Regions from separate parts of the Homo sapiens genome. Here all the other regions are linked to region 1. The links are chromatin contacts, found by Hi-C or POLR2A ChIA-PET in ENCODE. All regions are on one chromosome and are shown on one strand. The core of a region is the stretch at or near the end of the contact, and the rest is flanking DNA. Distances in the headings are between cores, read along the strand shown. Region 1 overlaps HTRA1 (HtrA serine peptidase 1). Region 2 overlaps TACC2 (transforming acidic coiled-coil containing protein 2). Region 3 overlaps TACC2 (transforming acidic coiled-coil containing protein 2).

Region 1 (4,153 bases), core at 716-3,215:
GCTTGTGACCAAATGACTCCTTTTCTGCTTCTCACTGCTGAGCAGACACATGTGCGCTCACTTTGCCTGCTGAGTCTTGGGACCCGGAAGAGCTTTTGGGAGACAATCACGGACCAGCCCCCTCTTGCCTGCCCTGCTGTCTCCCTCCAAGCAGGAGGTGAGAAGGTGTCCACCTGCAGCCCCGGCCAGGCATCCCTTTCTGTGCTTCTGCCCAAATCTGAAATTCCCCTCTCCTTGGGACCCACGACTGGGGCCAGCCTGCCTGGGGAGGGAATCCCAGCTGCAGAAAGTCGGGACAGTGTGCGTGTAAACATGTTAATAGAAAGCAGCTTTGAGGGCAGACTAGTTCAGCTTCAGTTACAAACTCTTTCCAAATGCGTTTAACATGAGCCACTGGCTGTGCGCAGCATATGTCAAGCTTTCATCCAATGGTGGCATTTTGTCCCTGCGGGGTTTTTTTTTCCTGAGCAGTTTGGGGCAGGGGTGGGGACAGGGAGAGAGAAAAGTAAAAAGAGAGCAGTTTGGTTTCTTCAGGCTGGAGTACAAGGCAGAGGTAATGGGATGTATTGAAGAAGGTAGGAGGGAAAGTTACTTTAGCTACAGCTATTTGTCCAGCTGTGCTGATTAAGAAACTTGGAGAAAAGCATCTTTGGAATCATGTCCTTCCCATCTTATATACAGCCTTTGCAGATTTCCTGCTGTTCTGAGAGAGATCTGAACTCCTTACCAGGACCTTGAGGGCCCCACCTGATTGGGCACCCCTCACTCTCTCTGCCCCTCCTCCCCTTCCCCTCCTCCCCTCCTTTCTCCACCCCCACCTGCTCTGCTCAGACACCCCTTCCTTGGTTGCTTCCCACAGGCCAGGGCTGTCCCCTGGGGCCTTGGCTGTTCCCCTCCCAGGAGCGCCCCTCTCCAGCTCCTCATGCAGCCAACCTTCCTGTCCTTCAGGCCTCTGATTAAATTCTGCCTTAGACATCTCTCCCCACCCCGCTGTGTGAGGTAGCGCCCCATGCCCCAGTCCCCTCAACTCCACTGCCTCACTTTGGGGACACATCACCCCAGGGACAACTGCATTCCACTCTTGGTTTTTCCCTCCTCGTCTATTTATCACAATTTAGAGTCGCCTCACTCATTTGTCAAATGAAGTTCATCTCTGCAGCTGGACTGCGGGGTTGGGGGCACATCCGGCTGTCGGTCCTCAGGTAGGAGGTGCTTGGCAACCTTGTTCAGAGTAGGACGTTCACAGCTGTCTGCCCCGGAGGAAGCAAGGGCACCCGCCACATGGATGGAATTGAGGGGAAGGCACCCGGGGCTCCTGCATCGAGCTTCCCTCCTATATTCAATGAGGAAATGACCCTGCAGAAGGCTGGCTGCAGATGCCCCTGCCTCCCGGCTTTGCCTGCTTGGAGTTTGATGGACACGTGGTCCTGTCAGGGCTACAGCAGGTCTATGGTCTTTGGTAACGGAAAGCGCTGGTGAAACAGTGAGCTTTCCCGTGGGTGCTTTTCCCTGACGCCAACAACCAGGTAAATATTTGGAAACGGCCTTGTTGAGGCTTGTGAGGTGGTTTTCCTCCCTCCCCTGTAGGCCTGCGCCACCCCCCCAACCCCACGGCCACCTTTGGGCCAGATGGCACCCACAGACCTGTTTGAAGTGGCCACAGAGGGAGCCCTCTGGGCGCTGGGGCCGCTGTGTTTGCAGAGGGTCCTCTTACTGCTGAGCTGGCTGGTGCAGTGAGAAGGAAGGCCGACACCCCTGATCCTCATCAAGTTCAGACGGGGGTCACTGCGGGTGAGGGGCCTGGGGCCTTTTACATGTCCCGGGAGCTGCTGAGCAGGCCACTCTTCTCCAGGCCACCAGAACTTGGCCCTGCGCATGGTGAATCTTCCCTGAGTCAGCTGAGTGAGGGGGTTCAGGCAGCCCCCCGGGACATGGCAGTGGCGGGGAGTGGACTGGGGTGGTGCTTGCCATGACTCACGCCGGTTCTCCTCAGGCAACCGGATGGTCAGATGCGCTGACTCAGTGGCCTGAGCTCGTCCAAAAGCGAATCAGAGAACACAGGGCCTGGGCTCACCCGCTGCCCTCTTCTGGAGTCATCTGTCACTCATCCTCATGAAGGAAGCGCCTGGGAGCCTGGAATGCACATCGCACTGCCCCAGCTCCCCTCTTGTTTCTGTGTTTTTCCATTTTGGATTCTTTCCCCCAACGCCTTCTGTACTGGGCATTTTGTGGTCTCTTCTTTTTCTCCGAGAACTCTGAGGGCTACCATTGCATTTGCTAATGATGCCACAGACGGTGTTGACGTTATGAGGCTTCTATTACTGTATTGATTTTTACCATTTTTAGGGGGACGGGAATCAATATTTCATGAGGGAATGTGAAGCCAGACAGTGAAGTAGAAGCTGGCTTTTATTTTGTGCCAGGCTTTGTCCAGAGGCGGGTGGGGACGTGGCTCCTAAGCTCTTGATTGCAGCTCCTTCTGGCTTGGGAAACGTTTCAGTTCCCCAAACTCTCAGAACTGGATCCCCTGTGTGTTCTCTGGCCCGGATTCAAGAACTTAGTTGATTGTCAAGGAAATTCTTTGGCTATATTTTTCTCTTAATATGGTAATGCCTTTTTTCACTCTGGCACTCTCTTTTCAGGGAATTGGATTAAGACTATTATTTATGGGTCTGACAAAGCAGTTCCCAAGTTGTTGGGACTGGATTTGTTTAGGAATGTCTCCTGTCCTCTTCATTGAGGGGGGAATACAAATTGCTTCCATTTGACAGTTTATCAAGTGTGTGACAGAGTATCAGAGTCCAGGGTTGGCCAACTACAGCCAGTAGTCCAAAGCTGGCCCTCTGTTGTTGTAAATAAAGTTTTATTGGGACATGGTCATGCTCACTTATTTAGGTAGAGTGTATGGCTGCATTCAGTCTACACCAGCAGAGTTAAATAGTTGTGATGAAGACCACGTGGCCCGTGAAGCCAAAAATATTTGCTTCCTGGCCCTTTACAGGAAAAAAATTCCCAGCCCCAGTGGCAGGCAATTAACACCTTGTCCTCGAGGAGCTGAAAGTGGCTGGAGGCAGGAATGCTTATAAGAACCAAGCGAGGTGAAGCACTAGGTGGCCGCGGCGAGCAGGAAGAGAAGCTGATTTTGTTTGCCCTTTCGTTTGCCAGAGATTGTGGGTTCTTTTTTTTTTTTTTTTTTTTTTTTTTTTTTTGCAGAGATGAAGCTTTGATCTTGTCACAATAGCAGAGGGAGGCCTTATTTTTGTCTATTTCTCTGTGACATTGGTAGAAAGGACTTTGTCAGAATTCCAAGCTATTTGGCAATTATCCAATTTTGAGATCCTAATGGATCTTTCGAGGTCTAGTTTGTTCATTCTTTTAGTGATTCCTTGTTAATTCCCTGATTTTATAAATGTGTGTTGAACATCTGTCTTGGCCAAATACTTCTTAGGTGCTGAGGATGCAGCAATAGTGGGCAAAGCCATGGGGCTTAAGATCTAGTGTGGGAAATGGGTGATGTAAAGTAAATATGGCGATAAGTACAGTGCACGAAGCAAACAAGTGAAGGGGTAGAAGGTATCAGGCTGCAAAGACAGCAGATAGTGTAGGCAGGGAATCTTATCTGAGGGGGTGACATCTAAGCTGAGATGGAAAGGACAGTGAGAGCCAGCCAAGGAAACAAGTTGGGTGACAAGAGTTGCAGGTGGAGTTGCTTAATTTCCCACTTCTGCTCAGCCTGCAGATCCTGGATCTTGGACTAATTGCAAACTGTCATTTCCTCGTGAGTTTATTAGAACCCTCCAGAACAAGTTTCTGGTTAGCTAGTTTCTCTGTGTGTTGTCTCATTTCTTGTTGGTTCTGGTTCTTTGGGGTTCCTACTCATACTCTGGAAAGCTCCAGTGTCTTAAGTAGTCAGTCTCCCAAGAGTCTGAAAGCACAAAGATTCACAATGATACGATCACCTCTCAATCATAGCAGCATTGATGCAGTTCCGTAGCTGGTTTCCTAAAGCCATCCAGATCTCTTTCTGTGGCAAGAGAGAAATAAGACCTTCTGGTGAATTGAGGACTAATTATCCTAATAAACATGCGAATTAACAGTTCCTTTGGTTAAACAAAGCACCAGAATCTGATAATGGGAACATGTGACTCATGGT
Region 2 (4,153 bases), core at 1,064-3,563, 470 kb before region 1:
AGTTTTACAAGTTTCTTGTATATTTTGGATAAAGTGTGCCTTTTGCGAATAATTTCTCCCTGCCTGTGGCTTGTCTTCTTATTCTCTTGAGGTTGAGATTCATTTTTGTGTCTGTGTATTTTTTTTTAACCTACGAATGTCCATCTTTCTAACAACATTTGTTAGAGTATTCTTCCTCCATTAAACTGTTTCTGCACCTTTGTCAGCAATCAGCTAGGCATATTTGTGTGGCTCTGTTTCTGGGTTTGCTATTCTTGTCCATTGATTATCTTGATTACTGTGGCTATATAATAAGGCTTGAAATCAGGTACAGTGAGTCTTCTCATTTTATTCTTTTCTAAAATTGTTTTTGCTGTTCTTGCACCTATGACGTTCCCTATTAATATTAGAATAAATCTATCCATCTCTACACAATACTTTCTGGGATTTTTTTTTTTTTTTGACAGAGTCTCACTCTGTTGCCCAGGCTGGAGTGCAATGGAGTGATCTCGGCTCACTGCAAGCTCCGCCTACCAGGTTCACGCCATTCTCCTGCCTCAGCCTCCCGAGTAGCTGGGACTACAGGCGCCTGTCACCATGCCCAGCTAATTTTTTGTATTTTTAGTAGAGACGGGGTTTCACCGTGTTAGCCAGGTTGGTCTCGATCTCCTGACCTTGTGATCTGCCCTCCTCGGCCTCCCAAAGTGCTAGGATTACAGGCGTGAGCCACTGCGCCTGGCCCATTGTTTTCTTTTCTTTTTTTCTTTTTTCTTTCTTTCTTTCTTTTTTTTTTTTTTTTTTTTTGAGATGGAGTCTCACTCTGTCACCCAGACTGGAGTGCAGTGGTGTGATATCTCAGCTCACTGCAACCTCCAGTTCCTGGGTTCAAGCGATTCTCCTGCCTCAGCCTCCTGGATAGCTGGGATTACAGGTGCATGCCACCATGCCCGGCTAATTTTTGTACTTTTAGTAGAGACAGAGTTTCACTATGTTGGCCAGGCTGGTCTCAAACTCCTGACCTCAGGTGATCAGCCTGTCTCGGCCTCCCAAAGTGTTGGGATTACAGGCGTGAGCCACCACACCAAGCCTATTTTATTTTTCATTATCATTTTTTGTAATCTTCAACATATAGATCCAGCATATATTTTATGATGTTTATACCTAAGTATTATGTTTTCTTTGGAGTGACCGTAAATGGTGTCATGTTTTTAAATTTGCTATTCATGTGTTCATTATTAATGTATTGATTTTTGCATGCTGATTTTGTATCCTGTGACCTTGCTGAACTCACTTATTAGTTCCAAGAAGTTTGTTTGTTTTTGTAGATTTCTTGGGATTTTTCTATGTATGTAATCACGTTATTTGCAAATAGGGGCTGTTTTATTTATTTATTCTTTTCCCATCCTGTATACCCTTCCTTCCTTCCTTCCTTCCCCCTCCCCTCTCCTCCCTTCCCCTTCTGTTCCCTTCCCTTGCCTCCGCTCCCCTCCCCTCCCCTCCTCTCCCCTCCCCTTCTGTTCCCTTCCCTTCCCTCCGCTCCCCTCCCCTCCCCTCCTCTCCCCTCCCCTTCCCTTCCCTTCCCTCCGCTCCCCTCCCCTCCTCTCCCCTCCCCTTCCCTTCCCTTCCCTCCCCTCGCCTTCCCTTCCCTTCCCTTCCCTTCCCTTCCCTTCCCTCCCCTCCCCTCCCCTCCCCTCCCCTCCCCTCCCCTCCCCTTCCCTTCCCGTCTTTCTTCTTTATTACAGTGGCTGGGACTTTCAGTCCTGTGTTAAACAAGAGCGGTGAGAGGGGACATTTTTCCCTGGTTCCTAGTCTGAGGAGGAAAGCATTCAGTCTTTCACTGTTAAGTAAGATATTAGCTGTAATTTTGTTGTTAAACATAATGCTTGTAATCAAGTTGAGGAAGTTCTCTATTCCTAGTTTGCTGTGGGTTTTTATCATGAATGAGTGTTCGGTTTTGTCAGATGCCGTCTCTGCATCAATCGATGTAATTGTATGATCTTTCTTCTTTGGCCTGTTGATATATTGAACTACACTGATTGATTTTCAAATGTTGAACCAGCCTGGTATAATTATTTTTACACATTGTTGGATTCAATTTGCTAACACTTTGTTGAAGACTTTTGTATCTAAATTCGTAAGAAATATTGCTCTGTAGTTTTCTTTTATGTCTGGTTTTTGTATCAGGGTAATAGTAGCCTCACAAAATGAGTTGGGAAGTGCTTGCTCCTGTTCTGTTTTCTAGAAGAGATTGTGTAAAGAAATCTTACATTTTAAAAAAATGTTGGCAACTAATTTCAATTATTTTTAAGCACTCTATGGGCCAAACGAATGTGCCTGCTGGCTGGGGTTGGCTTCGGGCACGCCTCCCAGTAATTTCCACTTAAAGGAATGTTCTGTCTTGTGTTTTAGAGTTGAGAAGGGCATAGCTATCGGGTGAGCGCCCTCAATGTGCACAGTATGGGCCACTAGGCATATTTTGGCCTTTAGTCCTGCTCATTAACAAACCAAGCAGCTCAGGTTCAACCCCTTCTTTGGGGTCTTAGGGATGCTTTTGGACCTCAAGCTCCCTGCAGGCCCCACTACTGGCTGCAAACAAGATAGAGCGGTGGGCAGGGGGTGGGGAGGGTGGGAGGTGTGTGATTTTGTGCTTCAGGGGACATTTAGCAATGTCTCAGGACAGTTTTTGTTGTCACAACTCAGAGATGGGGTGCCACTGGCATCTGGTAGGTAGAGGTCAGTGTTGCTGCAGAGTATTCTACAATGCACAGAACAGTCCCCCACAATAAAGAATTATCCAGCACAAAATGTCAACAGCGCTGAGGTTGAGAAACCCTAGAATACAAGAACATTTGGCTTAACTGCTTTAACAGAATGCCTAGCGGAGGTGGGTAAACTTCTTTAACCTGAGATGAATTTCTACCTGAATATAGGCAACGTTGAAAATGGGTTACATTTTTCTCCCCATTACTTTCACGAAATCCCACTGTCCAGAATTGAATGTACACTGTTTACTTAGCAGAGACTCATAGAAATGGAATTGCAGTGTCAAACGAAGGGTTAGTACTTTCAAAAGGCACTTGCTGTATACATTGTCAAAATGCCTTCCAGAACAGTGATGTCGACTTCTCTCACCAGGGCATGAAAGCCTGTGTCACTGCATCCTTGCAGGCGACGGATGTTCTAATGCTACATATGTTTACTAGTTAGGAAGGTAAAAATGCTGGTGTGGGGGTTCAATACCCGCATCCCACTCCAACTGTTCCTCATTTCTCACCTCCTACCAGCTCCTGACTCCATCTCCCCTCCTCAGTCTTCATTCTCCTTGAGTGAGCAGATGTTTTTCTAGCTCTGCAAGTTTTCACTTCTCCAACCTCAGCCAGACATGACCCAGTCTGGCAGAGGTCTGGGTCATGTCTGGCTGAGGTTGGAGAAGTGGGGTTGCCTTTAGGATTCCAGGACCAGACGAGGTCTGCCTTTGGTAGAGAAACAAGTAGGAATGAAGCATGGGTGTGTCTGGCTGTGGGACTCAGGGCTCTCCCAGGGAATTGGGGCTCCAGACCCATCTGTACCTGGTGACCCAGAGCCACCGCGAGTCCCTCCAACCCAAACTCAGCTTCTGCCTCCATAATGCTCAGCCTCCTGTGATCCCCCTCTTGGGTACCATGATCTACCTGGCCATCCAAGACAGAAATCTGCGGGTCAGCCCTGACTCCACCTACTTCCACCCCCCCATCTGATAAATCACACTATGTTTAATTAATTAATTGATGAATGGCCTGGCCATTTAGCCTTCCAAATTTCCAGCTAATTAGAACTTTTTTTAAGGTTGTAAGAGACAGAAGCCCATCTTCGGTGACCATAAGCAGAGAAAGGGATCATTGGCTTATAGAATTGAGACACCCACAGAGAGGGTCTGGCTGCAATAGTGGCTGAGTCCAGAGATTCAAAAGATGGCTCTGGGGATCCCTCTCACTGGATTGCGCTCTACTTTCCTTTGTGATTCCCCAGTGTCCAGGGAGGTGCCCCCAGCCTGGTGGAAAAGATGCCCTTGGCAGGTCCAGCCTTCCATGCTTCTTCCGGCCAATGGTCTAGCCTCTTTTTTTTTTTTTTTTTTTTTTTTTGAGATGGAGTCTCGCTCTGTCACCCAGGCTGGAGTGCAGTGGCACAATCTCGG
Region 3 (4,153 bases), core at 913-3,412, 350 kb before region 1:
TTATCACTTTTCCCTTGGTGAATATTTTCCTTCCTGCTTAAGTTTTGCTTGTGCCAAATTTGAAAATAACATCCCTCCTCTGAGCACGGGCTCTCTCTGTGAAGGTAAAGTGGATAGACGTGTGCCAGGGAAGAGCTGACCAGCCAGTTCAGGGTTAACTGCGCAGGAGCCCAGCGCCCGCTGGAAATCTGCAGATCAGCTTGTTTGGGGCTGCTCACGCTCTCACGTGAACTGGCTGGTGCTCGAATGCTGGTGGATCTCACCAACGACCAGAAATATCTGGATGTGCCTGCCTCGGAGCTTCCAGCCAATTCACAAGCACCTCTCAGCACCTTCTGATTTTGGCTTTGGGGCTTTTCAGTGGCTGCCTCTGAGAGACGCCTGTTCTATCTCCCATTGCTGAGTCTCATTTTATCAAGTCCCAGGCCTCCGTGGGACTGGCTGTCCAGCATTTGTATCAACCAAGCCTGGCTCTCCAAACCCACAATTTCACAGCACTTTCCTTTCTGCACTTTGCATCTCACCTTCAGCATGACCTGAGTCTTCGGCCTTAACGCTTGCCCTATTATGTGATCATGTGCACTTGGGAATTTCGGAAGAAAAAAATCAAGAGGCCTGGGAGGAAGGGCTGTTAGTGCTAAATGCCTTCCAGATGGTGATGTGAAATGGGAGATAAGATGCTGTCACCCATCTGGCCAACAGGACTGATGTGTTTGGCCTGCACCTTGGGGGCTGTTATCACCCTCCCGTGACAGCCTGGGCCACTCTGGTGTTTGTCCTTGCACAAGGGCTTAATTTGGCAGCTCCAGCCAATCTCTGAAATGAAATTTGCTATCAGTTCAGTGAGGGATCTGCCTAGCGGGACTCAAAAGCCCTGACCAGGGAATCAAAGGACAACAGCTGCTGACGGTGTCTCACTGCGGCCGGATCTGCAGGGCTGTCGGGCTGAATGTGAGCCCTGGAGCTGTGTGTGTGGCTGGAGACTGCAGCCGAATGGGCAGTGGGACCAGTTGTTGTTTGTGAGGACCTTAGCAAGGTGCTAACTCAGGGACAGCAAACTCTTCAGATCCATCGTCTCTGATCCATTGGTAATGGTTCTCTAGGGATCTGTGTTGCGATGGATTCTGAGGTCTTGTCTAGCTGGGCTTAGCAGGAAAGAACGCCTTGATCAATAAGTCATGGCTGTCTGCTGAAAGCGTGGTGGTTTATATGCTGTCAGCTCTGTCCTAAACAAAAAGAAATAGCAGGTTGAACTTAAATCAACATATCCTTCCTCTTCCAAAAATATAAACACTCTACATGAATTTGAATTCAGCTTCTTCGTTATTCCAATAAGGTTTGGAAAACACTGATTAACTCCTTAAATGGAAAAAGGCATCCCAGATGTTTAGCCCCAGGCTAGCTTTCCGCCAGAGGAAGACAGCAAGATAACTCTAGCAGGTGGAATGAGACTACAGAATGTGCGGACCCCATATCAGTGCCCTGCTCTCTCTGGGCTGGGTTTGGCAGCTGTCTGGAAGGTTCTGCAAAGGCCTGGGATTGGTCCTGGGCATTTGTTCAGGGCCCGACTTCCTGAGAACAATGTCTTTAAGAGGAGTCACTGCTGGTCACGGGAGGCTTGAACGCAGATGGGAGCTGACTGGGGTTGTTGGTGAGGAGCTGGCTGCCGGCTGCCCCTACCTGCTTACTCGCTTTGCTTGAGCAACATTGCCCTCTGGCAGCTCAGGGGGAGTTCAAGGGACCTTGACTAGGCTCCTGGAGGACCAGCTTCCGAATGCCGTGGAAAGTCAGGGAGGGCTTTACTCAGTGGAAGGACCTGATCAGAACTTGAGTTGGGTCATTCTGGTGGCTGTGGGGCCTTGGATCTGAGGGGACAAAACGGAAAGCAGGCACAGCAGGATAGCCCAGGAGTCCTGCTCAGAGAGGGCAGATTCCAGAAGGAGAAGGAGGTGACTCAGCAGGAAGGGGTGATGAGGGGCATGGGAATGAGAGAACTGGAAGTCAGTGCCAGGGCCTGGCGGGCTGATGGTGCCACTACCTTGCTGGGAAAATTGGGGGAGGAGGAGGAGGGTCAGGAGGGAAGAGGAGAAGTTCTGTTGGGCCCAGGAGGTGTCTGTGGGGGCCCATGTGTTAGCGCTTGGGCTTGGATGGTGAGTCACTGAGTGTTTCCTCGTGGGAGCCTGACCTCCTCGGCCCCTGGGTATGAGCCAACAGGCGGTGGAAGGAGGGGGGCGCCTTTCTTAAATGAGCTGTTGAGTCACACTTGTTTGATGCCTTTGGCTAACGGGACCCAGCCAGCGCAGGAAGGGTGTGGCCATGGCAGTTGGGACCAACAGAAGGAAGGGAGGAGGGAGCAGCCAGGTGGCCCCTCAGGAACAGGAGCAGCTGTGGGTGTTAAGGGCAGGCGGGGGAGCTTGGTGAGTGAGCCTTGGTTGTGCTGCCCCAGGGTGTTCTCAGAGATGGGGCAGGTGTAGCCTTGGGCATCTGCATCAGATCCCAGGGCTGTCAGCTGTCACAGAGCTGGCTTTGTTGTGATTAGCAGCGGGCCACAGATCTAAGGTAGCATCTCCCCCCCACCCGCCACTGTTTTCTAAGACAGAGATCCTTCCTTGCAGTTTGATAAACAGTACCCTTAAATCACAGAACCACAAACAATACCACCTTTCCACAATTTGCATTAAACTAAGTAAAATCTTGGTGGGATGTGTGTGGTGGAGGGGGGAGCACAGCAGTGTAATTTCTTGAGAAAGCGAAGTTAGACTAGTAGTTTGCGTTTGTAAGTGGTCCATTTGCCGATTATGAGTACATGTCAGCCTCCAAAGTGCAAAATAGCTCTCTTAAGGAGCTTAAATGCCTCTGGTAGTTTGCATTATTCATTTTGAGTCATTCTTTTACAAAATGATTAATTTTAGCCACTGCCCAAATTGTTGCAAATAATAGTTTGACAAAGGAGGCCAGTCACTCCATCTGTGAATCCACTTTGCTGTTTTGCTGGGTTTCCTCCAAGCACTTGTAATTTTTGTTCCCCCGTGGATTGGTCTGCTCTGGGCTTTCCTAGGTCGTTATTTCTTGGGCTCTGTTTTCCTCTGTGGAGCCCCGAGGGAGCAGGCAGCATGGGTTCCAGCCCTGGCTCTGCTCCCACACTTGGTTGCAGCCAGTTGGACACTTGGCGGTATCCCCTCTGCCTGCTGTGGGCGGCCTGGCCCAGGGTTGCGATCCTGCGGTGGATGTGGCAGATGTGGCCCCTGTCCTCGTGGAGCTCTGAGGCCAGGACGGTGAGGGGCTGGGAAGTGCCTGCTGGACCTGCAGAATCTGCTAAGCTGTGACCAGACTTATGGGCAAGACTGAGTCCTCTGTCCAGTGTACAGTGTGGGTGCCTATGGCAGCTGCCCTTCAGACCAGGGTGCTAGCCTGTCAGGTGGACCTCGAAGAGATGGAGTGAGCAGACATAGCAGCCCAGAGGCCCACGCACCCTGGACTCCTGCAATCTGGGAGCTCCCTGGAGGTGTTTACCCGCAGAGGGAAGCAGTGATCCCTCACTGCAAGGGCTGTGACGCCACAAACCCCAGCTACCACCTCAGGCTGGGTTTCAGGCCGTCTGTGCTGAGTCTTGTATTCCAGCCTGGCTACCCCAAGACACCTTCAGCCTGGCCAGTCCCACTGTGGACCAGAGCAGGGATGGCTGGAGAGGCTGGGAGGGTACCACCCTGAAAGCTGTTCCCAGGCTTTAGTCTGTGGAGGCCGTTGCTAGCCTTGCTTTTTGCCAGTGGGGAAAATCAGAACCTCTTCTGCACTGCAAGCCTGTGCCTTTTGGCTTTTGTGGGGAGTGGTCTCCAGTGCTACCCCCGGAGGCCCCGCACGCTGTGGTTCCCTGGCTGTCCAGCAGGGGGCACTCGTTCCCTACTCGAGGGCCACACTCCGTCTCTGAAACTCATTCCTCCCCCAGGACACGGGTGGCCCAACTGGTCCCGGGGCAGGTTCCCGAATTTCCCATCATCCTTTTCCCCTGGATTTTTCTCAGCCTTGGGATTTGCGGGCAAAGCCTGGGGAATTTGTAAAGTTGTATTTTAGTTCTCACCTTGTAGAGTTTCATTGCCTATCACAAACGAATAGAAATCATCATAAAAAAAATCCTCTCCTCTAAACAAAAATC

Evidence for each region. Hi-C counts contacts between places; a loop is a spot of excess contacts on that map. ChIA-PET counts read pairs that join two places held with the same protein, here RNA polymerase II (POLR2A). Pooled maps may share reads with other maps.
Region 2: a loop to region 1 is called in a map of ascending aorta, with 2.6 times the contacts of the local background. The contact joins two enhancer-like sites. A Hi-C loop is called at or near these places in 1 of 168 maps with a recorded cell type or tissue (ascending aorta). POLR2A ChIA-PET finds 5 or more read pairs at or near these places in 1 of 52 experiments (PC-3).
Region 3: a loop to region 1 is called in a pooled map, with 4 times the contacts of the local background. The contact joins two enhancer-like sites. A Hi-C loop is called at or near these places in 1 of 168 maps with a recorded cell type or tissue (aorta) and 3 of 50 pooled maps. POLR2A ChIA-PET finds 5 or more read pairs at or near these places in 1 of 52 experiments (HCT116).

Annotation. Positions count from the first base shown.
Region 1 is chr10:122,493,051-122,497,203 of GRCh38, forward strand. The region is part of intron 3 of HTRA1 (HtrA serine peptidase 1); the gene reads left to right. Among named protein-coding and RNA genes, the nearest start is that of HTRA1, 34 kb to the left of the region's middle. RefSeq lists an enhancer at 1,407-2,606. Within about 2 kb of position 1,966, at least 13 of the 41 ENCODE cell types and tissues checked have a DNase peak (open chromatin) inside an H3K27ac peak, as active enhancers do; they include ascending aorta, where a contact is called at or near this core.
Region 2 is chr10:122,027,323-122,031,475 of GRCh38, forward strand. All of the region lies in intron 2 of TACC2 (transforming acidic coiled-coil containing protein 2), which reads left to right. Among named protein-coding and RNA genes, the nearest start is that of TACC2, 40 kb to the left of the region's middle. Within about 2 kb of position 2,314, at least 10 of the 41 ENCODE cell types and tissues checked have a DNase peak (open chromatin) inside an H3K27ac peak, as active enhancers do; they include ascending aorta, where a contact is called at or near this core.
Region 3 is chr10:122,139,114-122,143,266 of GRCh38, forward strand. All of the region lies in intron 6 of TACC2 (transforming acidic coiled-coil containing protein 2), which reads left to right. Among named protein-coding and RNA genes, the nearest start is that of BTBD16, 130 kb to the right of the region's middle. RefSeq lists enhancers at 2,041-2,335, 2,061-2,355. Within about 2 kb of position 2,163, at least 22 of the 41 ENCODE cell types and tissues checked have a DNase peak (open chromatin) inside an H3K27ac peak, as active enhancers do.